6 separate regions of the Mus musculus genome follow, and regions 1, 2, 3, 5 and 6 are each linked to region 4. The links are chromatin loops, found by intact Hi-C in ENCODE. Cell type or tissue: left cerebral cortex. All regions are shown on one strand.

Region 1 (4,000 bases), 200 kb after region 4:
GACCTGCTTGAATCCCAGTCCTGATCCTTTGGTGATGAACAGCAGTATGGAAGTGTAAGCCAAATAAACCCTTTCCTCCCCAACTTGTTTCTTGGTCATGATGTTTGTGCAGGAATAGAAACCCTGACTAAGACACCAAACTTTAAAAGTTCCAGGCTTTAAAAAGTTCCAACTCTTGGGGCTGGAGACATGGCTTAGCGGTTAAGAACACTGACTGCTCACAACCATCTGCAATGGGATCTGATGCCCTATTCTGGTGTGTCTGAAGATAGCTACAGCATACTCATATACATAAAATAAATAAATCTTAAAAAATGTTTCCAACACTCTTTTTAAAAAGATTTATTTATTATTATATCTAAGTACACTGTAGCTGTTTTCAGATGCACCAGAAGAGGGCATCAGATCTCATTACAGATGGTTGTGAGCCACCATGTGGTTGCTGGGATTTGAACTCAGGACCTTCGGAAGAGCAGTTGGTGCTCTAAACCACTGAGCCATCTCTCCGGCCCTCCAACACTTGAAATATGGATAGAGTACCCAAAGGACAATTCCAGAGGCTTAAGAGAGGAGACTTTGGCTTCCAGGGGTGACATTCAGCCGGTGGTTCGGAGAGACATACCTTCCACTTTAGACCATGGCCAAGTTCATCCATAACTTTTCGGAGAAGTCACCATCGATGGTGGCCGCAGCTGTGACTTACTCGAAGCCTCGATTGGCCACATTTTGGCACTACGCCAAGGTTGAGCTGGTTTCCCCGAACCCCTGGTGAAATCCCTACAGCTATTCAGAGTGTGAAAAAAATCATTCAAAGTGCTAAAACTGGTAGCTTCAAACACCTTACAGTGAAGGAAGCTGTGCTGAACGGTTTGGTGGCCACTGAGGTGTGGATGTGGTTTTATATCGGAGAGATCATAGGCAAACGTGGCATTGTTGGCTATGATGTTTGAAGACCAAACTTTAATTTCCGAGTTGAGTTCTTATTTGGATGTTCTTGGACCATGTGTAACAGGACTGCTATCTGAATAAAATACTAGGTGTTGAAAACACTGCTGTGTTTTCTCTGTCAAGAGGAGACTTTGTGGGCAGTCCAGAGGTTACGGGGGATGCGCCCTTGAAGGAAGTAGCAGGATCCTTTCTTTCAGCCTCTGCATCTGGGCTCCTTGGGGAGGGGGCTTGTTCTGAAGCTGGGACCCCACCATCGCTATCTAGGGCTTTCTCCAGGCTTCCAAGGCAGGGGGGGGGGCGGTGATAGAGAACTGAGGAGAACAGTCAGTTCCAGCAGCAGCAGCAGAGCACTGACTTAGAGTTCCGGTAGACCTGTGGGTTTTGAGTTGTCCCAGCTGCCCCCAGTGCTGTGTGACAGCTATACCTTAACCAGCCCAGTTCAAGCAGCCCACCAGGTGTCTGTGTAATAAGTCAGGAGCCATTTGTAAAAATAATATGCATAGATCAAAAAAATGTTCACTTTAAATTCTTTTCAAATTTTCTTTTTATTTCTGATTTGTGTGTGTCTGTGTAAAGTATGTGCACAGAGGTACCCATGGAGGCCAGAAGAGGGCGTCAGATCCCCCTGGAGCTGGAGTTATAAGTAGTTGTGCATGATGTCAGGCGGGTGCTGGGAAGGCAAGAGCAGTAAGTGCTCTTAACCCCTGAAGCATCTCTCCAGCTCTAGATTTTATTCGTATTCTTTTTTTTCCCTGTTGAGATGGAGGTTCTCTGTGTAGCTTTGGCTGTCCTGGAACTCACTCTGTAGACCAGGTTGGCTTCGAACTCAGAGATCCACCTGCCTGCCTCTGCCTCCTGAGTGCTGGGATTAAGTGTTTGCTGCTGCCACTTACTGCCCGGCTGTTGTGATTGAAAACTGCATGAGGGTGATTGTGGATTCACATGAAGTTTTAAGAATGGCGAGGAGAGTCCCCCCCACCCCACCCCCAGCCCCCGCTGTACATTTCACTCAGTGTTCCCCAATTTGGATCTTTATTTCATTCGATTTTTATCATCGCTGTTGCTGAAAACTGGTTCAGAAAAATGTCACCTCACTGAAAGGCAAACACTGCCACCTTGTGGTAATCCCTCAAGCCACCAGGGGCATGTGGTAGGCCACCACCTCGGCCCACGTGCCCTCACAGGGTATATATCATATATCCTCTCAGCCCCAGAGACCACTGGCCAAGATCAAGGTACAGGCTGGGTTGTTTTCCCAGCGCTTAGCAGGAGCCTATCCCCTTGCTCCTGGTGTTTTGCTGACCCTGTTTGGTTGGTTGGTTTTTGTGTGTGTGTGTGTGTGTGTGTGTGTGTGTGTGTGTGTGTTTGAGACAGGATTTCACCATGCAGTTCTGGCTATCCTGAAGCTTTCTCTGCTGGCAATCTGTCTTTAGGTCATATTCTGAGGCACCGGGCATCAGGGTGTTTGACGGGTATCTCTGGGGATACTATCTAGCCGATATCAGTACAGACTCCGACTCGGTCACCATCATTCATTCAGTCTACACTCTGCTGAGCAAGTCCAGACACAGCAAGAGCTCAGAAACCAGGTCATGTGGGAAGCTGGCAGGGTCGCTAGGCAGCCTTAGCATCTCAGACTCCTTTTAACTGCTGGCCTTAGTCTCCCAGTATCCTCCTCTTTCTGGGGACTGTGATAGCAGCAACCCAACCCTTCCATCTCATGTGCATCTTCAAAAACACCAGGAGAGTCAGAGACAGGTAAATCTCCGAGTTCAAGGCCAGCCTGGTCTTCATAGCGATTTCCAGGACAGCCAGGGATATACAGTAAGGCCCTGTCTCAAAAAAACCAAAGCAGAGCAAAGCAAAGCAAAGCAAAGCAAACCAACAAACCAACCAGCCAAACAAACAAAAAAGGCTACCAGATGAGGGGCAGAGCTGGCTAATCAGGGGCCACAGTCCCTGTGTTTTCCCGGACTTGGGTCCAGTGGCTACAAGGGCATTTTGGCCTCGTTGGGCGCTGCAGAACAGAAGAGGGCTGCCGGGGCTGCCGGGACAGCAGATGTCCTTGATGCATCTCTCCCAGGCATGTGATGGATGCTGCGTTCCCTCCAGATCCAGGACTGGGAGACCCATGTCCTCACGCAGAGTAAGGAGGCCTCGGCTCCCGATCTCATCATGTACCAGAAGATGAAAATCCAGAGAAGGATCAGGATCCTTGAAGACCAGCTGGACAGGGTGTGTGCCCTCCAGCTCTCCAGGACAGGCTTGGCATGAAGGGTGTCGGGAGGCGGGCACTGTGGGCTTGAGGGTCCCCTTAGATGGATAGGAACAGGGTGGTCCCCACCTCTGACACGTACCTGGGCCTCATGAATGCTCTGACATCCCCCCCCCCCCCAGGTCACCTGTCATTTTGACATCCATCTGGTGAGGAATGCAGCCCTGCGGGAGGAGCTGGAGCTGCTGCGCATCGAGAGGGGCCGCTACCTGAATATGGACCGCAAGCTGAAGAAGGTGGGGGCTCGGAGCTCTGCCCAGTCAGTCCTTTCCCTCCCCGAGTCCACGGGCCGGGCTCCTGGGCCCAGGCTCACCCCAGCGCAGGGGGAAAGAAGAAAGAACACACCTCTCCTTCATCTCACTCCCATGCACAAACACCAGCTTCCCGGTGAGCTCTGTCATCTGGGGCAACCTACAGGCCCACCAAGCCGTTCATATCCCCCGAGATCTGAGCACCTTCAGAGCCCTTTGAGGAGCTAACATTCTCTCCCTCCCTCCTTCCCTCCCTCCCTCCCTCCCTCCCTCTACCCTCCTTTATAAAACTTCTATATCAAAACAATTTTAAACTTGTAACCATACACAGAACTTCTCTATACCCTTCACCAGGATATATAACACCCTTGCCTGAGTAACGCCCACCACCCTGGCCAGTGCCATATATGTATATGTTTATGTATGTACACTTGGATAGGTTTCTTGAGAGTCTTATTTTATAGCCCAAGCTGGGACTTGAGCTTCTGTCAATCCTCCCACCTCAGGGTCCCTTTTGCTGGGTTAC
Region 2 (4,000 bases), 270 kb after region 4:
GGGTGGGTGACAGCGGAGGGTGGGTGACAGGGAGGTGGGTGACAGGGATGTGGGTGACAGAAGAGGGTGGGTGACAGGGAGGTGGGTGACAGAAGAGGGTGAGTGACAGGGAGGTGGGTGACAGGGAGGTGGGTGACAGGGAGGTGGGTGACAGGGAGGTGGGTGACAGAAGAGGGTGGGTGACAGGGAGGTGGGTGACAGCAGAGGGTGGTTGGGGCAGTGAAGAGGAACAAGTTCATCTTCCTTGACTTTCCTGAACACTCTCCTCTCCTTTCATCAGTGCAGGGTCTGCTGTGTAGTCCAGGCTGGCCTCAAACTAACTATCCTCCTGTCTCAGCCTCTCTAATACTGGGATGACGACGGGGGCCTGTTCTCCTCTCTCTCTCTCTCTCTCTCTCTCTCTCTCTCTCTCTCTCTCTCTCTCTCTCTCTCTCTCTCTCTCCCTTTCTCTCTCTCTCTTTGAGGTAGTTTCTCACTAGTAGTCCTGGCTGGCCTGGAACTTGCTATGTAGATCAGGCCGGTCTCAAAGTCACAAAGATCCCCCTATATCTGCCTCCTGTATGCTGGGTTAAAGGTGTGTGCCACTACACCTGGATCAACCGCTTTTGCTTTCATGTGCATTTATTTATTTTGTATACACATAAGCATGTGCGTGCTGCAGGGGGCATTTAGAGGTCATGGGACAACTTTCTCAATTTGGTTCTCTCTGTTCACCACGTGGACTGTGGGATCAAATTCAGGTGGTCAGGCTTGTGAGCAACTGTCTTTACCTGCTGTCTTTATCTCACCAGCCCTTATGGTGTCCTAAACGCCACCTACTGCCCGAGACGCTGAGCCTACCTCTGCCCTCAGTGCTTTGAAGCTTCTAGTCTCACAGCTGTGAGATCTCTGCTAGGAGAAGTGCTGTAGAGATAAAATCTGCAGACGCAGGAGACAGGGCTTGACAGACAAGGCATGGCTGTGTGGGGAAGCAGAGTGGGCAAGGGGGAGAAGAAGGAAGCAAGATCAGGTGACAGAGGCCGTGATGGGGTCGTAGGCTTCGACACTAAGCCATATCAGCAAAGGAGATTTGGTTTCTTTGGCTGCCACACGTCCCCCTGGCTGAGCGTGAAGGGGCTCAGAGTCAGGAGCCATTGAGGGACAACAGCTTGGGGCCACTATGGGAAGGGGCCACGCTCTAGAAGGAACAGAGGCTTGTCCAAGAGTCACAGGTCTGGCAACACAGGACAAGGACAGACCTAAAGCCTCCTCTTGCCTGTCCCTATCTCTGTCACCAACCAGAGACCCATGGTTGTTCCTCTGTCCAGGATGCCTGCATCCCCAAATGCCAAACCTGATGGAAGCCCCTCTTCTTGGTGATGAAGAAGTTCAGAGGGAGGAGGCTCAGGAAGACAGCAACGGCTGTGAGAGCAGAGGGTCCAAGGAGCTGGGGACAGAGGGCAGGGTGTCATGAGACTCCAAGGGTTTGGGTCACCCCACTTCCCAGGGTTGGGAATTCAGGCGTGTGCTGCTGTGCCTGGCTTTTTATATAGGTCACGGGCGTCTGCCCTTGGTTCCCCATGTTTACTAAGTAAGTACTTTGTCGGCTCCCGATCCCTGCTCCTTTTGAATGATTATCTATTGAGGTGACATGGTCACAGCACGCATGTGGAGGTCAGGAGATGACGTTGTAGGGTCAGTTCCCCCTTCCACATTTATATGGGCTTCAGGACCCAGCTTGGGTCTTCAGGCTTGCATCCTCGACAGCAAGCACAGTAATTTGCCCCCTGAGCCATTTTGCCAGCACACTCTCTGTTGCTGAGGCTGACCTAAACCCCTGCTCCTCTTTCCCTCACCTCCCAAATTCAGTTGTTACAGGTATGTGCCACCACACCCACCTCTCAGGGCTCGCTGTTAATCTACCCTCCATCCCACCTCTTAGTGGGGAGTTACCAGTCACCACATTAACAAACAAATCTACAAAGTTGTGGTTTCTGAGCTATATGGGCAGGTGTGTGTGTGTGTGTGTGTGTGTGTGTGTATTTAGTGTAAGAATGTCTCCTGCAATACTAGAGAAGCAGTTATACTGAGTGATTACTCAGTTTATTTAAAATGTCACAGTTAACCTGACACCTGTGTTTTGTTAATCTTTCCCACCAGGGAAATCTTGTAAGGGCCGGTGCCTTTGGTCTAGTTACCTAGGAGATATGGTGGTGGGAACAGACTAAATGTTAAAAAAAAAAAAAAGTCTTATTGTGCTTTTCTGAGATTTCCTCCACCCCAACTCCAGTCTCTGTTTCTCTCATCTCTAATCTCTGGACTACAGTGGGCCAGTTTGGTTTATTCATGCAACTATTCCACCACCTAGTGGCTCAGTGGAGAACTGTCCTGAAAGCCACTGGCAGCCTGAAGTAGTAAGGTCACCCTCCGGGATATTTTCATTTAGCCGTAGCACCCACAACCCACCATCTTAGTAAGCCTGGGGCAGCGTGGTGGTCCTCTGGTGCCAGGGCAGAGGCAGGGTGCAGGGCGTTACCTGTGGCTGCTGTGGTCTCTGATCATTACCAGCCTTGGCCTGCTCAGTGCTCCCAATTGTTTACCACATCCTCCCTCCTTCCCTGTCTTTCCTATGATAGTGGCCAGCTTTTCAACACTGCACACAGGTGCTGCTTGAATGCCTGTGTGTGCTTGCTGACCACCTACTGTGTGTAAGCCTTGGAATATTCAAATGTCAGTGTTCACAAATAGACTTCTAGCTGAGCATGACAGCTCACATCATTAATTGCAGCGACTCCTGAGGCTGAGGCAGGAAAAGCACAAACACCAGCCTGTGTTTACACCGAGGTCAAGGCCAGCTTTTTAGTGAGACCTTGCCTTGAAATTAAAAAAAATATATATATAAATATTTATATATAAACATTGTATATAGCCGGGCGTGGTGGCACACGCCTTTAATCCCAGCACTTGGGAGGCAGAGTCAGGCAGATTTCTGAGTTCGAGGCCAGCCTGGTCTACAGAGTGAGTTCCAGGACAGCCAGAACTACACAGAGAAACCCTGTCTCGAAAAAAAACCAAAAAAGTAAAAAATAAAATAAATAAACAAACATTGTATATAAATATATCTATATTATATAATATATTATATACTATATAAATATATCATAAAACATATGGTACTATATGTAATAATATAAATTATAACATTATATATAACATATTATATATAATATAATATATAAATATATAGTATTTATATATTATATAATTGTTATATAAATATGAAAATATGTTTTTTAAGGACCAAAGATGTAGCTCAGTGGAAAACTGCTTGCATGGCATACACGAGGCACCACAGAGATAAATAAGGAAACTTTCAATGGTGGTGATGGCTCCCCTCACATATCAGATGGCAGCTAACAACACTATGCAAGTGAGCACTAGGTACTGTGCAAAGCACCTTAGATACACAGCCCGAGAATACCTAATCCAAAAGTTGGAAACTAAGTTCCCCAGATTCTGAGAGCACCAACACGATGCCACATCGGGGAATTCATGCCTCATCTTACCCTGGTCACAGGCAAGATGCAGAGGGCTGTTAAAGGCATTGCTCAAAATGGCCTTTGGGCTATGCCAATAAGGCACCCACAAACCACATAGACTTTCTTGTTAAACTCAGCTTATATTCTCAAGCTCTCAAATTCATGTCTACCATTCCTGAATCCATACCCAGAGCCCCGCTGGACCCAAGTGATTGCATCAGACAGAGGCTGCCCCTCAGACAGAGGCTGCCCCTCAGACAGAGGCTGCCCCTCAGGCAGAGGCTGCCCCTCAGACAGAGGCTGCCCCTCAGACAGAGGCTGCCCATCAGGCAGAGGCTGCCCCTCAGACAGAGGCTGCCCCTCAGGCAGAGGCTGCCCCTCAGACAGAGGCTGCCCCTCAGGCAGAGGCTGCCCCTCAGGCAGAGGCTGCCCCTCAGACAGAGGCTGCCCCTCAGGCAGAGGCTGCCCCTCAGGCAGAGGCT
Region 3 (4,000 bases), 130 kb after region 4:
CCCGTCCCTCCCTGCCAGGAGACCCACAGCTGCCCCCCTCACGCTTCCCTAGGGACCCCTCTTCCCATTAGGTCTGAGGGAGGGGGCCAGCCCTTACCCCATTTCAAAGTCTCTGATTTCCTCATGGGACCGAGGGGCTGCGACGAAATGGGAGGAAGCAGAGGTAGATGGACAAGGACACCACCTGGTACAGACAGTTTGAGACCTAGAGAGAGGGCTGGGGTCACTGTCACTTGCCCCTTCCCTCTTCTGCACTTCAGCACCCGCCATACTAAGACCCAGCCTGTGAATTTTATGGCTGCAAAGACAGGATGCATGCTGTCTCTCTTGGAGCCAGGAATCTAGACTCCAAGTCCCTTATCCCTTGGACCCAGTTGTCCAGATGCCAGCCCACCTCCCTCATACCCAAGGGACTAGACCCTAGTTCTTTCCCTCTAGACGGATGGGGCTGGATCCCAGTTCTCCTACCTCAGACTGTAGCCCTCCCCTTAAACCTATGGGGCTAGGCTCCCAGTCCCCTCCTCCCTCAGACCTAGATGTCCATACTCGACCCTCTTCTTTCAGGCCTAGGTGGCCAGACTCTGGCACCATTTTCTGTGACCTAGGGGTTAGATCCCAGCCATCCTCCCTCCAAACCAGGGGTCCAGAATCCCTGGATTCCAAGTTGTGGATCTTCTATTTCAGATTTGGGGTCCAATGCCTGGCCCTGTTCTCTCAGAAGCAGGAATTTAGATAACAGCCCTCCTTTCGAAGACCACAGATTCTCCCTTAGTCCTTCTCGATCATACCTGGGGGCCAGGTCTTGAGCAAGTTCCTCACTGAGGGACCACTTGATGAGTGAGGGACTAGTCTCTCACAGCTCTGAGTACACAATTCCCTGGAGGAAAACTGCTTCCTTTGTCACAGACACAGTAATCCTAAACTATAACCCTACTTTTGAGGTTCTGAGGTCCCATAAAGTCACCTGTCCATCTTGCCTCTGGTAGGACAGTCCTTAGTATCTAACATTGGGAGGAGTGTGCTTCAGGATTCCCGGGTCCCTGAGAATGGAAGTTGGAGGTGGAGAAAGAGAGGTGGAGGAGGGGAAGAGAGAGGGAGAATATGAATGTGTAGAGGCGCTGGGACCTAGGCCTGTAGCAGTCGATTGGAGCCCTGCTTCTCGTGCCCTAAGACCTGGGAAGACTCGGGTCATGACAGTTTCTGAAAGAGCCAGGACCTGGCATTTTGGGTCTTAGAAGGAGGATGGAGTTATGGGTGTAGATTCCCAGGTCAGAATGTTGAGCAATAAAGTAATTGTTGGGGATAGGATTGTAGAGGCGGTAGGCTCAGTCAGGATCCCCGAGTGTGTGGCAGTGGGGCCTGGGTTTTCTAACTGAATTGGGACTAGAGATCACAGACAAAGCTAGAAGTCTACCCTCTTAATCTCCAGGATTCTTGTTGTTGTTACTATTAGTATTAATAATTTGTGCAGGAATAGACTGTCACTGTGGAGCCCTAGGCCTGGAACTGGGGGGTCCCTCTGCTTCATCCTCCCAGTACTAAGATTACAGGCTACACCATCACCCAACACAGCACTAGGATCTTTAGATTCAGAACTCAAACTTCAGGATTCCTGTTTAAGGGCAGAGGTTAGACGAACTCTCTACAGTTCCTTACTAAAGAGAAGGCACCTGGGAATGTGGGACCCTAAAGACCCTTCCATCAGTTAGTAGGCTTATTCGATACGACTCTGCAAAGCAGGTTGCAGGCGCCAGAGGGCGCCAGACAGTCAACCCGCCCTTGGGGTGGCGCTACAGCTCAGACTCCTCCCTTCCCACCTCGGCCCTCCTCCCTTTTCTCCCAGCCAGCTTTACCACCAGCTCCGGCCTCGGCTCACCTTCCAGAGCCCCTTCCCCGGAGCTGAGCTACCGAAGGGCTTCTCTCCCGCCCTCAACCCAGCAGCACCGCAGCTCCGGGGCAGCCCGGCCGGCCAGCCTCCCCCCCCACCCAGCTCAGCCCTGCCCGAGTCCCCCAGTCATGAACCTCTTCCGATTCCTGGGAGACCTCTCCCACCTCCTAGCTATCATCTTGTTACTGCTCAAAATCTGGAAGTCCCGATCGTGTGCGGGTGAGAGGCCCCCCCGCGGAGAGGGGGCGGGAGCGGGCCGCTCTGGGGCACCGGGAAGGCTGGAGCTCGGCAGGTCAGAGTCCTCCCGGACTGCCTGCTGGGGATCACTTTTCTAGTTCTAGGGTCACCAGGGGGTCAGCTCCTTTCCCTAGACTAAGGGGTACACATAGTTTGGTGGGGGTGGCTTCGGGCGTTCAGTTCAACCTTCTGCAGCACCCTTTGGGACAGCTCTGGGTGTTCCGGGGCTGGGAACCAGGAGCCATGGCAGGCGGGGAGGTGGCTGGGAGTTGGTGACGTGGACTGTGGAAGGCCAGGAAGGGAGCGGGAGGAAGGTGACCGACTGGGAGGCTGAAGTCAGGCAGGGCTCTCCCTAGGTCCCAGTGTAGGTCTAGACTGTCAGGAGGACCTGAGGGAGACAGAAGGACCGGCGAGGCCTAGCCTGGGATAGAGCCTCGGTCTCTAGTATTTTTGGAGCCGGCTGCCCCCTGCCTGTGGATGGTGGAAAAAGGGCCGAGCTCAGGCTTAAAGGCCTTGGGGAATCGCTGTGGTCTAGAGCTCCAGCCGGCTGGCCCAGGCGCTGCATGTTAGTTTATTATTGCCCCAAGTAGCCCACCTCCAGCTCCCTCCACCCTGCCCTTCGTTCTCTGTCTCAACCAGGCATTTCAGGGAAGAGCCAAGTCCTGTTTGCTGTGGTGTTCACTGCCCGATATCTGGACCTGTTCACCAACTACATTTCACTCTACAACACCTGCATGAAGGTAGAGTTGCAGTCAGCCCCCTGTGGCAGGGTTCCAGGCCAGGGATCAGGGAGGAGTCACCAAAGAGGCTTGGGCCTAGACATATGGTCTGAGGGAGGTGGCTGGGGAACATGATTTCTCTCTCCCTCACCGTGACCTGAGGCCCTACCTGTGAGCTGAGATGCCCTGTTACCCTCTTATCAGGTGGTCTACATAGCTTGTTCCTTTACCACGGTGTGGATGATCTACAGCAAGTTCAAAGCTACTTATGATGGCAACCACGACACTTTCCGGGTGGAGTTCCTCGTCGTTCCTACTGCTATTTTGGCTTTCCTGGTCAACCATGACTTCACCCCTCTGGAGGTAGGTTTCTGCTGGGCCTGTGTGGTGGTTGGGTAGAGGCAGAGTATCTGACAGGAGGCCCTGTCAGGTGTCTTCCTCTACACAGCTTGCTAAGGCCTAAGTTCGTCGGTGGCAGACACTGTGAACATAATCACAACCCAGCATCCCATTTGCTGCTCTGAGCAGTTAATGTACCTGGCGTCTAGAGTGGCACCCCTTAAGTCGTCTGAATGTCCAAGGGCACCTAGTCCAGCAAGAGCTGGGCTGATGAGGGCTAGGAATGGCAAGCAGAGCTCTGCGGTGGGGCCACGTGAGTTTAAATCCCAGTTACACATCCTATTTTTAGTTTGTTTTTTTTTTCCTCTCAGGAAGTGTTGGAGATAGAGTCTAGGGTCTTATGCATGCGAGGCCGGTGCTTTCTTCTGGAGGCACTGTCAATTATTGGTTTTCTAAGATAGGGGCTGGCCTAGAACTTACAGTCCTCTTGCTTCACTGCTTGGATTATAGCTGTCTGTTATCTCCCCTGGTTGGGAGCCCCAATTTCTACTATAATGACTTCAGCCTCTTTGCCTCAGTTTCCCCATTGTAAAATGGTCATGAGAGGGTCACTGGGTTCAGGGTTGCCTGGTGGTTATATGCAGAGACTCTGGAGCTGAGGTACAGGGACTGGAAGCTTGCTTCTTCAGCTGGACAGTGGTGGGACTATGGACCAGTGTACACCTGGGCTTTTTGTAAAATGGGGAAATGAGGGGATGGATAGATGGCTAAAAGGACACACAACCAAAAGGACAAGAGGAAGTCAGTCCCTGCCTCT
Region 4 (4,000 bases):
ATTTTTCTCTCCTATCTAGTATCAGGGAGTTGAAAGAGTAGAAAAAGCCGGGCATGGTGGGGCACGCCTTTAATCCTAGCACTCAGGAGGCAGAGGCAGGCAAATTTCTGAGTTCGAGGCCAGCCTGGTCTACAAAGTGAGTTCCAGGACAGCCAGGGCTACACAGAGAAACCCTGTCTCGAAAAACCAAAAAAAAAAAAAAAAAAAAAAGATTTGCCCAGTTGTGAATGTGTGCCCGTCAGAGGGAAACACTGTATCTTCTATAACTCTCCACTTTCTTTTTACAGAAAGGGTCTCCTAGTGAACATGGACCTTATCTTTTCTGCTAAACCGGCTGTTTAGATATGTTTGTCTCTACCCACAGCCCTGGGGTGATAGGCACAAGCTATTCACTATGCCTGACATTTTTGTGAGTTTAGGAACTCAAATTCAAATTGTCAGCCATGGCAGCAAGTGCATTTCCCTGGTAAGACATTTAACTGCCCTTATTTAGTTATTCTTGTTATTATTGTTGTTTTCAGGAAACGGTCTTACTATGTAGCTCTCTGATTGTCCCAGAACTCACTATGCAAACCAGGCTGGCCTCAAATTCATAGAGATCTGCCTGCCTCTGACTCCTGGGCGCTGGGATTAAAGGCAGTATGCCTGGCCAATTTTTGTGGTTTTTGTTTGTTTTGTTTTGTCTTCTTTAAAAAAAGATTTATAGCCGGGCGTGGTGGCACACGCCTTTAATCCCAGCACTCAGGAGGCAGAGGCAGGCAGATTTCTGAGTTCGAGGCCAGCCTGGTCTACAAAGTGAGTTCCAGGACAGCCAGGGCTATACAGAGAAACCCTGTCTCGAAAAACCAATTAAAAAAAAAGATTTATTTATTTATCTTATGTATATGAGTAGTTGTACAGATGGTTATGAGCCTTCATGTGGTTGTTGGGAATTGAACTTTGGATCTCTGCTCTCTCCAGTCAACCCCGCCTGCTCTGGTCGGTCCCACTCACTCTGGCCCAAAGATTTATTTATTATTGTATATAAGTACACTGTAGCTGTCTTCAGACACAAGAGGGCGTCAGATCTCATTATGGGTGGTTGTGAGCCACCATGTGGTTTCTGGGATTTGAACTCAGGACCTTCAGAAGAGCAGTCAGTGCTCTTACCCGCTTAGCCATCTCGCCAGCCCTTGTTTTATCTTGTATCTGTCTGTCTGTAGTAAAATGGATTGAGTTGAGAGTTTCAGAAATGTAAGGCAGGGGCTTAACCACTAAGCCACACCCCAGCCCCCTACTGAGAGACTCTAGGCAGGGGTCTGTACTGCTAAGCTGCATCTTATTTCTTTTGACTTTCTTTGTCATGAAGCACATTTAGATCACATTAAGCAGCTGGGCAGTGGTGTCTCATACCTTTAATCCCAGCAGGCAGATAGATCTCTATGAGTTCAAGGCCAGCTTGGTCTATAGAACTGAGTTCCAGACAACCAGTGCTACACACAGAGAAGCCCTGTCTCAAAAAACCTCCACCGCTAACATATGCACTATGCTGCCCAGGCTGGCCTTAAGGCCCCTCCTTCCTCAGACTCTGGCCTAGCAAAAACAGCAGGCCTGTGTCACTGTCTTGGATCTGAATCTCTTGAATCCTCCTTTCTGCAAAGGAGCTGGAGTCAGAGAGGCTCAGCCTCAGTGGAGAGGCTCTCGCTCTCCCTAGCTCTAGCTACCTTTCTCAACGACCAGGAGAGGGCGCCAGAGGAATATAATTGCCCTACACTGTTCTTAGCTGCGACATGCGACTAGCGATCTGTGAGCCCTTTTTTTTTTTAAGATTTATTTATTTTATGTATATGAGTACACTGTACAGATGGTTGTGAGCCTTCGTGTGGTTGTTGGGAATTGAATTCAGGACCCTGCTCGCTCAGGCCCAAAGATTTATTTATTATTGTATGTAAGTACACTGTAGCTGTCTTCAGACACACCAGAAGAGAGTGTCAGATCTCATTACAGGTGGTTGTGAGCCACCTTGTGGTTGCTGGGATTTGAACTCAGGACCTTCAGAAGAGCAGTCAGGGCTCTTACCCGCTTAGCCATCTCGCCAGCCTGATCTGTGAGCCTTTTAGGGGATATACAATGACAAGAGCCCTCCACCAGGACGTCTCAGGACCTCTTCAGTGAAGCTGAATCTGGAGACAGGAGCAAGGAAGTCCCGCCCCGCAATCCATGGCTGCGTGTGTGTGTGTGTGTGTGTGTGTGTGTGTGTGTGTGTGTGTGCGCGTGTGTGCGTGTGTGATTTTCCCTGCAGAGGGTGGGGTCACTCCTGTGCCGGCTGCCTCTCTATGCTCTTGAAACCCTATACTGGGGACCTCATCATTGTGACTATTTTAAGTTCCAGGTTGAGTTGGCAACATTTAAAGACAACCATGTTGTTTTGCAATAGTCACGCCTGTCTTGACACCCCCCCCCCAAAAAAAAAACAAAACAAAAAAACAAAACAAAACAAACTTGTCCTTTTTCCAACAGAAACTGCAATCCTTAAACAAATGCCCTCGCCAGGCAGTGGTGGCGCATGCCTTTAATCCCAGCACTTGGGAGTCAGAGGCAGGTGGATTTCTGAGTTCCAGGCCGGCCTGGTCTACAGAGTGAGTTTCAGGACAGCCAGGGCTACACAGAGAAACCCTGTCTTGAAAAAACAAAAAACAAAAAAACAAAACAAAACAAAAAAATGCTCTCATTTCTCACCTTAGGTAGGCCCTGCCCCACCCACCCTGCCCCCATCTCACTCCTGTTACCGCCCTAGCTGCTCCCCCCCTCCCCCACCAAGCATGGCTATTTTAAGGGCCCCATGTAATTCCTTTTGTGTCTGGCTCCATTTTTTTTAGCATGATATCTATAAGGTTCATACTTGTACTCGGTGGGGTGAGTTAGGGCTTTTTTGGGTTGGTTTGTTTGTTATTTTATTTTTTCTTGATTTTGGTTTTCTGAGACAGGGTTTCTCTGTGTAGCCCTGGCTGTCCTGGAACTCACTCTGTAGACCAGGCTGGCCTCGAACCCAGTCTGTACCTGAGGATGACCTTTAACTCCGACCCTCTTACTTTCCCCTCCAACATGCTGGGATTACAGATGTGCACCATGTAGCCAGCCCTCCTAGTTCGCCTCAGCTGCCAGCACAGCCCAGAATTACCCAGATCTCAGCTGAGCTGGGGGGTTGACTCCATTGGTCTGAGGACATGTTTGTGATAGATTGTCTTCTTTTATCATTGTTTATTTGTTTAAATATGTTTTTTGTTTATTTACTATTTGTCTCCCCATGTAGCCCTGGCTGGCCTCGAACTCACCTGCCCCTGCCCTCTTAGTGCTGAGATTAAAGACATATGCTGCCCGGGGGCACACTCTTGATAGCTAATTGATAGAGAAGGTCCTAGCCCACTCAGGGCAGTGCCCCTCCTGGGCAGGGGCCTGGGGTTTATAGAGTTAGCTGAGCAAGCTCTAAGGAGCCAGGCAGTCACAGCAGGATCCTGTGTGATTTCTGCTTCTGTTCCTGATTGCGTTGCTTCTCTGTGATAAGGCTGGGGCCTGGAAGTGTAAGCCACACAGGGCCTGTCTTCCTTCGGTTGCTTTTGGTCAGGTGGTCTATTACAGCGACAAAGAGAGAAGCAGAATGCGCAGTGGCTTTCCTTCTCTGTGAAGACTGTGGAGTAGTCTGCATGCGAATTCACACGAAATGAGGAACCTCCTCCACAGACACGCGCGGTTCCGAGAACAAGCAACAGCCAGGGCAGACAGAGCGCTCAGAGAGAGCCAGATTAACCTTCCAGTGGATAAGCAGAGGTTTACCCAGTGACACTGTGCCCAGCAGCACACACCTGCCATTCCAGAACCCGAGACACTGAGACAGCAGGACCAGCTGAGGTTCAAGGCCAGCCTGGGCTACATGAAAACCTTTCTCAACAAAAATGAACAAATTACCCAGCAAACCATGCGCGGCTGGTGGCACTCAGTGCTGTGAAGGCTTGGGAGACAG
Region 5 (4,000 bases), 62 kb after region 4:
TTGTTTGTTTGTTTGAGACAGGATTTCTTTGTATAGCTCTGGCTGTCCTGGAACTTTGTAGAGAAGGGTGGCCTAGAACTCGGAGACCCATGTGCATCTTGGTTTCTCTGTATAACCCTAACTGTCCTGGAACTCACTTTGTACACCAGGCTGGTCTCAAACTTAAGAGACCCACCTGACCCTGTCTCCTGAGCGCTGGAATTAAGGGGGTCCCCACCTTGCCAGACTCAAGGTGGGACTTTGAGAGTTTGAGTGGGACTGGGATAATTGTCCCTTGGTGCGTGGCTGGAGTTAGAGGTTGGGAGGCTACAGGACCAGGCTGTTAGCTCCAAGACATAGGTTTGGATCTCTGCCGCCAAGATCTTGGAGGTGGTGCTGCGGGGTTTAGAACAGCGTCTTGCTCGCTGAATTTAGGAATTCCTGAGCTGGGTGGGGCTTTATAGTTAGGTAAGGAACAAAGACCAGGGTGAGATTAGAGCTTGTAGGAACTTTTGAAGGCAGATGAAAGTTCCATTAACTTCTCCATACAATACATCAGCAATTACAAAATGGGGTACTGAAAGCCCCAGCAATATCGTTGGGTTTTATTTAATTATTGAGATGCCGTGGTTGGGTGTGACAATACGTTTCCTATTCTTTTTCTCTTGTTTTCACAGGAGACTCCAACCAACGAGTTGAGCGTCCAGGGCACCCCCGAGGGGGACACGGAGCCATCAACTCCCCCAGCGCCCCCGACGCCTCCCCACCCCACCACCCCAGGAGATGGGTTTCCCAACAGCGACAGCGGCTTTGGTGAGGGGCGGAACCCAAGATTTGGGCTGCGGGAGGGCGGGGCTTGGGAGTGGAGGGAGTGGCCTTATTATGCAATGGGCGTGTCATGTGGGAAGGGCAGGGCTAAGGGTGACCTGGAAGAGAAGGATTGAATCTAGGAACCCATCCACTCTTTGTAGGCTGGAGCTGTACCGAGGGGCCTGGGCGGAGCTCAGGAAGGCAAGGGCTGGTTGAGGCGGGTGGGGGCGGAAAGGTATCTGAAGTGGGAGGAGGGATGGAGCCTTGCTGGAGGGTAGGGCTAAAGGCGGCCTTGTGCTGGTCTGCTAAGCTGGTGTATAAGTCTAGTTCACTTTCTCCCTAGGCGGCAGTTTCGAGTGGGCGGAGGATTTCCCCCTCCTCCCCCCGCCAGGCCCCCCCCTGTGCTTCTCCCGCTTCTCCGTCTCACCTGCACTGGAGACCCCGGGGCCTCCCGCCCGGGCTCCCGACGCCCGGCCCGCAGGTACAGTGCTTCCAGCAGGACCCTATCCCACCCCTCCCCAACCTGCCCTCCCTTACCTCGCTTCTCTCTCTCTCTTCCATTCACCCACTCAGTCACATTGACATCTCTCAGCTAAGACCAGTTGGTTCCCATTCACAGCCTTGGACAGTTACACCGGTCTCTGACCCTCAGTTGCTTCTTCAAGGATCCTTAAGTACACACTCCCTTGTCCATCTTTCCCATTTCTGAGCTCGGATACCTTGGTGGATCTCCATATCCTCTCCAAGGGCACTTAAAGCCAGGGGATATGGCAGACACCCAGAGAACAGGAATCACAGCAGCGAGCTCACAGTGACCTGACACATTGCTACTCGCTCAATTTCACTGCGATCCTTGCAGTGGATTTTAGTCCCACGGTTTTTACGGAAAGAACTGAGGCACTTAGAAAGGAGCATAGAGCCATAATTCCGGCCCGGCTGCTGGCCCTGGGTGCTGCCCTCTCGTGGTACGCGTCTATTGGGTCCTTGTGCAGATGGAAAATCAGTTCTCTCCTGCCCCCTGCTGGCCACCATGCTGAACGCCCAGGATGTGGGGAAGGAGCTGTTAGTTCCCCAGATCCTCTGAGTTTCAGGATTAACCCTGCCTTTTTTCAGTTGTGTGACGTTGGCCAGTCAGTGTCCCTTTCTGCCTTAGCATCCTCATCTGTAGAATGGGAATGAGAATGGATCCTGATCCTGAGTGTTATGAGGGTATAAGTGGCATAATCCCCCCTACACACACACACACACACACACACACACACACACACAGAGTCACACACACACACACACGCACACACTCACACACACGCACACACACTCACACTCACACACACGCACACACACACTCACGCACACGCAGTCATACACTCACACACTCGCACACACACAGTCACACACACACACACCACACACACACGCACATACACACACTCACACACACACACGCTCACACTCAACTCACTCACACACACTCTCACACACACTCGCACACACGATCATGCAGCCTGGAGCTCCTGTGATGGTGTGTGAACAGCTTGCACAACGGCTGGAGGCAGAAGAGTTTAGCTAGTTCAAGAACAGAAGACAGGCCTGGTGCTCCTCAGGGTTCAGAGTTGGGCCGCGGCTAAGTAAATGGGTCAAGTTATAAAGGACTTGGGGGCCGGGCATTGTGAACACCACTTGGGAGGCAGAGGCAGGTAGATCTGTGAGTTCAAGGCCAGCCTGGTCTACAGAGCAAGTTCCAGTACAGCCAGGGCTACACAGAGAAACTCTGTCTTGAAAAACCAAAATATACAATACTATACTATTTACTAATAGTAATAATTAGTAAATAAATAATAACAAATTTAGGAGAGCTTTGCCTACAGGGTCCTAGGGAACCATGAAGGCCAGTAAGCAGGGAAGGGCCTGGGGCCTGGGAATGGAAGCAAATAGAGGCTGGGTGCTTGAGGAGAGGCTAAGCCGGAGAGGTTTGTGAACTAAGCGCAAGAAGAGAGGAGGGGCAAGGCAGGGGCAGAGGAGGGGCGGTAGAGACAGGATTGGGACTACATCCCCATCTAACCTCAAATGTTACTTCCTGACACCTCCATCTCAGGACCCCTGTGAGCACAGGGCAGGGTGGGTCTAGGGTGTGGGGACATCAGCTAGATAGTGAGTCAGGATCAAGGCTGCTAGCAAGGTGACCTCACGCTTAGTCACCAGGAGTGGAGACGGAGGGCCCAGTGGTATGAAGTCCCAAATCCTTGCCTACTCACACAGATACTCCCGCTGGGCATGGGTGGGGAAACTTACACACGTTTGTCTCCCCAGACCACAGTGAGTGCCCCCTTGGCACTCTCATACCCTCTATTTGACACCAGGTCCTGAGTGAGGAACTCATCCTGTGTACTTTGAAAAGGAGTGGACCTCATTTTCCACTCAAGAAGGGCAGTGGGCTCTGGTGCCTCTGTGTAGCCAGACCTGGGCTGTCAGCACAGAAATGTAAACAGGGGAGGGTGGACCCCTCACCCCACGGGCCTTGGTGCTCTAGGTCCAGAGGATGAATCAGGCTGTGATGTGTGGCTGCTGGGACACACACTCACACACACTCAATTTGTTGGTGAAGACACTGTGTGACACAGGCCTAGGTACAGGCCCCATATTCCGCCTATGCAATAAAGGTGCGAGCAGTCGCCGGGCTCTTCCACAATAACTTATACTTAATAAATACTCAGTACCCGAGAGGAACACCTGAGAAAAAAAGAGAGGAAGCAAGTGATAACCCAGGATGTCTGAGGGTGACAGGGGACCCAGAATGGTTGTGGAAGGCCTCAAAAGAGGGGGCCTGAACCACTTAGGAAGAGCATTTTAGACACTAGGAACAGCAGATGCAAAAAGCCCCTGAAGTAGAACGGTATCTGGAACATTTGAGGGCAGTGTGCCTGGAGCAGAGGGCTGGATGAGGACAGAGAGGATAGGATGGTGCCGCTTCCTGGGCCTTTGCCTTGAGTTGGAAACCATAAGCCTGTCTCCCCTGACTCTGTCTCCCCTGATTCCCATCCTTTCTCTACTCTCTGTTCTCAGGCCCCGTGGAGAACTGACTCCCCAAAGACCCAGCCCCTTTGCATCCCAAGAAGAGGGCTTGCGAGCAGAATCTTGTGTGGACGATGGAGCCATTGCCCCTGACACTGACACAGCCTCTGGGGAGGTGCCTGAGGCTGGGCCCTCCCTC
Region 6 (4,000 bases), 180 kb after region 4:
CCTCAGCCACAGGCAGCCGGTCAGAATGTCTGGAGGAACCTCTTCAGACCCCACGTAAGATGAGCCATCTGTTCTGCAGCTCATCTGCTCTGGTTGGAGGCACTGGAAACTTCATGCCCCAAAGAAGAATTGCAGGATTCCACCCCAAGATCACTCCAGCCCAGGCCCCAGCAGGCTCCGTGGCCCGCTCTGCCTCGCTGCAGCAATCCCCTTAGTCTGGGTCTCCCTGTCTGTGCACCCTCTTCCAAAGGAATAAATCATGCTTAATAACTCTGGAGTAGTGTGGCTGCAGGTCAAGGGGGGTTGGGAATCACAGTCCTGGAAAGAGGGTGTGGCTGGGTCTGAGACTCGACCCTTAGAAGCAAGCACTCATGCCTGAGCAGAGTTTTGCCTGCGAGAGTCTGGATCCCAAACAGGAAGGGCAGGAGGGCAGATTGATCACCACGCAATGGCGGGCAGCCAGAAAGTAGGTGCCTGGGAAATCTAGCTGGTACCCCTTGCCTGAGAGTAGAGGAAGGTGTCATATTGGCTGTAGAGGTGGCCTTTGTTGGTGAGGGAAGGGTTAGGTTCTACAATGGAGGGGAGAACCTTTTGCAATAGGAAACAGCCAGTCAGTAAGTGTCTGGGTCAGAGAGGAGGGACGGGAGAGACCATCAACTCAGAATGCACGGCAGCCTGGGCTCCTCTAAGAGTGACACCACAGAAGCCGGAGCAGGGAGAGGGACTGACACTAAGCTCCACTGAGGTATTCCGGGAGGAGAGGGGCGCCCTGGGGAAGCTGGCTTCAGCCAGTGTCCCAGGGCACAGCGCCTGGGAGTTGAGCTCTGGATGAGGCCGGGAGAGGACAGGTGTTGTTAAGGAAGGAAGAGGAGCCGAGTCAGGCTCGTGGTTAAATGAATTTATTTTCTAGGGGACACAGTGCTCATTCACGTTTCCGCAGGTGGATGTAGACAGTGCCGCTGACCAGAGCGAGTGGAAAAGCCACCCAGGCCAGGGCGAAGCAGTAACCGAAGCTGCCCCCACTCGGGTGCTTGGCCAGGATCTCCTCGGTGTGGATGGCATAGATGAGTGCCCCGGAGAACACAGCTGCACCTGCGGGACCACCAACAGCAGTGTGGGGCTGGGTGCACAGGAGGCCGCACTGTCCTAGGTCCTCCTCAGTGGCCTCCCAGAACCACTACCACCTCTGGTCCCTAACTGCTCATCTGTGAAATAAGGCCATGGACAGCTGTGTATCCATGGAACCTTTTTGAGTTTTTCATGAGCCAAAAATGCAAGCATGAGATAAAAATGAAGGGGGTTCTCTGGGAACCCAGGAAGATGTTTTCAAAACCACCATGATTAACTCAGCCCTTTGCAACCTGGAACCAAAAAAAATTAAAAAAGGAAAAATAGACCTGTGCTTTCAGATCTCATTGACCTCCCCTCACCCCCACACTGTCTCAAACCTCAATTTATTTGACCTTAAAAAAAAAAAAGTGGGGCCAGGCGGTGGTGGCGCACGCCTTTAATCCCAGCACTTGGGAGGCAGAGGCAGGTGGATTTCTGAGTTCGAGGCCAGCCTGGTCTACAAAGTGAGTTCCAGGACAGCCAGGACTACACAGAGAAACCCTGTCTCGAAAAACCAAAAACAAAACAAAAAAAAAAAAGTGGGACATAATGGCCCACCTCTGCTCTCTCAGCTACCCAGGGTGCTGGGGCATGAGGATAGAAAGTTCAAGGTCAGCTGGGACCATTTATCCAACCTATTTCCAATAAAATAAATAAAAAGAGTTGAGAGCACATGCCTAGAATCCACCAGTGTGGAGCTGGGCACATGCCTCAGAGATGAGAGTCCGTCTGGCACGCCCCGTGTTATAGCCCCGGTATTGGGAGAATAGAAAACAAACAAACAAAACGACTTCTTGAACAGGTGCCCAAGAAACCACAGTTGGCGGATATGATGCAGAACATTCCTTCTGTGGATCCTTTAGCTGCCCCCATCCCTGGAACCCAGCTCATTTACCACCACTGACTTCTCAAGCACTGGCTCACCGCAGAGCCTCTAAGGCACACAGCTCCACTCTCCCTCTCCTGTGGGGGCCATGGAGGCTGCTCTCAGGAGAGGGCTGGGAGCCTCCAGTGGCCCGCTCCCATTCCTCGCCACCGTTCCCCAAGCTGGGGGAAGTGCTTACTGGTGCAAAGCTGGCAGAGGCCGGTAGCGTAGAAGAGCCCTCCGCGCCGCATGGTGTAGAGTTGGAACATGAAGAGGATGAAGGACAGGCAGCAGAGGATGAGAGACAGCACCATGAGGGCCTGCACTGCCTTCAGCCAGCCTACAGGGGGCGACACAGGTGAGGTCACAGCTGGAACCGCTGTTCCCACTGGCTGGACTCTACTCACTGTAGGTTCAGCCAGGCAAGCTTCAGAGATGTCCGTGTTACAAGGATTACAAGGGTTACCAGGGAAACATCTTACTGATGAGCCCCATCCCCACACTCACTGGCGGTCACTTCGAATCCTGAAAGGAGGCAGGCCACTCCATCTCTTAGAACTCTGGCCTCTCCCTATTCTCCCTCCCACATCACAACACTCGCTCCATTTCTTTACAACTCTGAAAAGTCTTCTCAGAATTTAGGGAGCTTTCTCCCCTGTTCCTTAAGCTACAGCATGTGGCTCCAACCTCTCTGGATTTATTGGTGCCTTTCCATCCAGACAAGCTGCCTATGGCCACCCCAGGTGCTCATAGCCTAGTCTAGGCTCCCAACCCTGGCCCTGGCAGGCCTTCCCCTGCCCTCAGCCATATGCTCACCATTCTCACTGACGTTACTGCAGGCCCATGTTTGAGTGGTGGTGTTCCACGTGCAGTCATACCACAGGTTCAGGGACTCTTTGTCTGGGAGAGTCCACCAGGACTGGAAGGGACAGAGACCGGGGAGGGTGAGGTGAGACACAGGACAAAAGATGTCAGGGAGAGTGGGGATGACTCCTGATGGCCAAATGCATGGGCTAGGCCAGGGGAAAGTACACACGCAGAAGTAAGAGTAGGGAAGGGGAGGAGTGGGGAGGAGGAGGCACAGAGGTAGGGAGGAAGGGAAGCAGAGGCAGGTAGGTGGGGTCTTAGAGATGGGCTATATCTGGGGTTCCCAGTGAGCTGGAAACTTACCTTGTCCAAAGTGGCCACAAAAAGCAAGACAAGAATGAGGATGTGGAGGGCAGAGACCACCAACAGGAGGAGTGACATGGCTGCCAGATGTCTGGCTCAGGGCAGGAGAGGCAAGCCTGCAAAGGGTGGGAGCACTCAATCCTAGGGGAGGAGGGCTGGAGAATGGCTTTCTAAATCAGAGAGGAGGGCCAGGGAGGTAGGGAAGTCTCTGGTGTGAGGGAGAAGGGGAGTAGGCCGAGCAGTTCCTCCCTGGGGAGAAGGGCAAGCCAGGGGACTCCTGCTCTTGGAGGCGGGCAGAGACTGTCCTAGATGGACTTTTGGGAGACAGAGGAACGGGCAGGACTAACAGTGAGCTGGTGCATCTTCAACACTCTGTCCCTGGGCCGTGTGGGTCTCCATATGAACCATCAGGAGCAGGAATTGCCCCCGGGACAGGCATCCTTGACTCACTGACTCTCTTCTTTCTCCTGGAGTGAGTCACGAGTGACTCATCCCCCCTCCCTCCAACACCAGGGAAATGCCAGCCTCTGGCTGAGTCTCTGGTCCTCACCCGACCTGACTGCAGACCCCGGCTCTAGACACTCAGGGAGGTGGATTTGCAGCAGGGAGGGTGTGGTCTGAGTGGAGAGACCACCTCCTACCACCCTTCAGTGTCCAGAGAACTCAGCCAGCCCTGGGAGCCCTCCTGCACCCCTTCATCTAAGAAGGGAGTGGAAGACCCCAGGGAGAAGCCACAGGACATTCTTCATGGTGGGCTCTGTTGGGACAAGTCTCATAGACAGCTCTAAGCTCTCCTGTATTCCCACTACAAAGGCTGAGAGATCAGTTCTTCAATTACCAGTCTCCTCTGGAGCT

What was found. Hi-C counts contacts between places; a loop is a spot of excess contacts. Peaks named below come from ENCODE experiments on the same cell type or tissue, not always from the same donor. Only the 100,000 strongest peaks of a DNase experiment are listed, where the experiment ranks them.
Region 1: it touches region 4 in a loop (3-fold over the local background); 34 of 42 quality-filtered maps call a loop at or near these places.
Region 2: a loop joins it to region 4, with 5 times the contacts of the local background. A loop is called at or near these places in 19 of 42 quality-filtered maps.
Region 3: a loop joins it to region 4, with 4 times the contacts of the local background. A loop is called at or near these places in 2 of 42 quality-filtered maps.
Region 5: a loop joins it to region 4, with 7 times the contacts of the local background. A loop is called at or near these places in 39 of 42 quality-filtered maps.
Region 6: it touches region 4 in a loop (2.3-fold over the local background); 33 of 42 quality-filtered maps call a loop at or near these places.

Annotation. Positions count from the first base shown.
Region 1 is chr7:45,933,211-45,937,210 of GRCm38, forward strand. It overlaps Ccdc114 (coiled-coil domain containing 114), which reads left to right. Exons shown (of 15, transcript NM_001364168.1): 5 at 3,061-3,183; 6 at 3,346-3,459. It also overlaps the pseudogene Gm9712. Among named protein-coding and RNA genes, the nearest start is that of Ccdc114, 11 kb to the left of the region's middle. In left cerebral cortex, CTCF peaks have their summits at 376 (motif pointing right) and 2,073 (motif pointing left); a DNase peak (open chromatin) is centred at 2,069.
Region 2 is chr7:46,007,453-46,011,452 of GRCm38, forward strand. Abcc6 (ATP-binding cassette, sub-family C (CFTR/MRP), member 6) reads right to left here. Exons shown (of 31, transcript NM_018795.2): 11 at 1,334-1,426. Among named protein-coding and RNA genes, the nearest start is that of Abcc6, 21 kb to the right of the region's middle. In left cerebral cortex, a CTCF peak has its summit at 2,356 (motif pointing left); a DNase peak (open chromatin) is centred at 2,348.
Region 3 is chr7:45,870,995-45,874,994 of GRCm38, forward strand. Kdelr1 (KDEL (Lys-Asp-Glu-Leu) endoplasmic reticulum protein retention receptor 1) reads left to right here and starts at 1,846. Exons shown (of 5, transcript NM_133950.2): 1 at 1,846-2,107; 2 at 2,765-2,865; 3 at 3,049-3,207. The coding sequence starts at 2,017. It also overlaps a transcript of Grin2d not described here. In left cerebral cortex, CTCF peaks have their summits at 1,756 (motif pointing right) and 2,587; DNase peaks (open chromatin) are centred at 1,789, 2,402 and 2,544; H3K4me3 peaks cover 2,301 bases; H3K27ac peaks cover 1,337 bases.
Region 4 is chr7:45,737,844-45,741,843 of GRCm38, forward strand. All of the region lies in intron 1 of Sult2b1 (sulfotransferase family, cytosolic, 2B, member 1), which reads right to left. Among named protein-coding and RNA genes, the nearest start is that of Gm31597, 2.1 kb to the right of the region's middle. In left cerebral cortex, a CTCF peak has its summit at 1,719 (motif pointing right); DNase peaks (open chromatin) are centred at 1,743 and 3,745; H3K4me3 peaks cover 300 bases; H3K27ac peaks cover 897 bases.
Region 5 is chr7:45,799,780-45,803,779 of GRCm38, forward strand. It overlaps Lmtk3 (lemur tyrosine kinase 3), which reads left to right. Exons shown (of 15, transcript NM_001290990.2): 13 at 657-792; 14 at 1,133-1,270; 15 at 3,853-4,000. The coding sequence ends at 3,869. Among named protein-coding and RNA genes, the nearest start is that of Cyth2, 13 kb to the right of the region's middle. In left cerebral cortex, a CTCF peak has its summit at 1,782 (motif pointing left); a DNase peak (open chromatin) is centred at 1,764; H3K27ac peaks cover 227 bases.
Region 6 is chr7:45,917,144-45,921,143 of GRCm38, forward strand. Tmem143 (transmembrane protein 143) reads left to right here. Exons shown (of 8, transcript NM_144801.2): 8 at 1-270. It overlaps Emp3 (epithelial membrane protein 3), which reads right to left. Exons shown (of 5, transcript NM_010129.2): 2 at 3,146-3,261; 3 at 2,792-2,894; 4 at 2,175-2,315; 5 at 880-1,092. The coding sequence starts at 3,223. The coding sequence ends at 923. Among named protein-coding and RNA genes, the nearest start is that of Emp3, 2.3 kb to the right of the region's middle. In left cerebral cortex, a CTCF peak has its summit at 2,316 (motif pointing right); a DNase peak (open chromatin) is centred at 3,625; H3K4me3 peaks cover 92 bases; H3K27ac peaks cover 753 bases.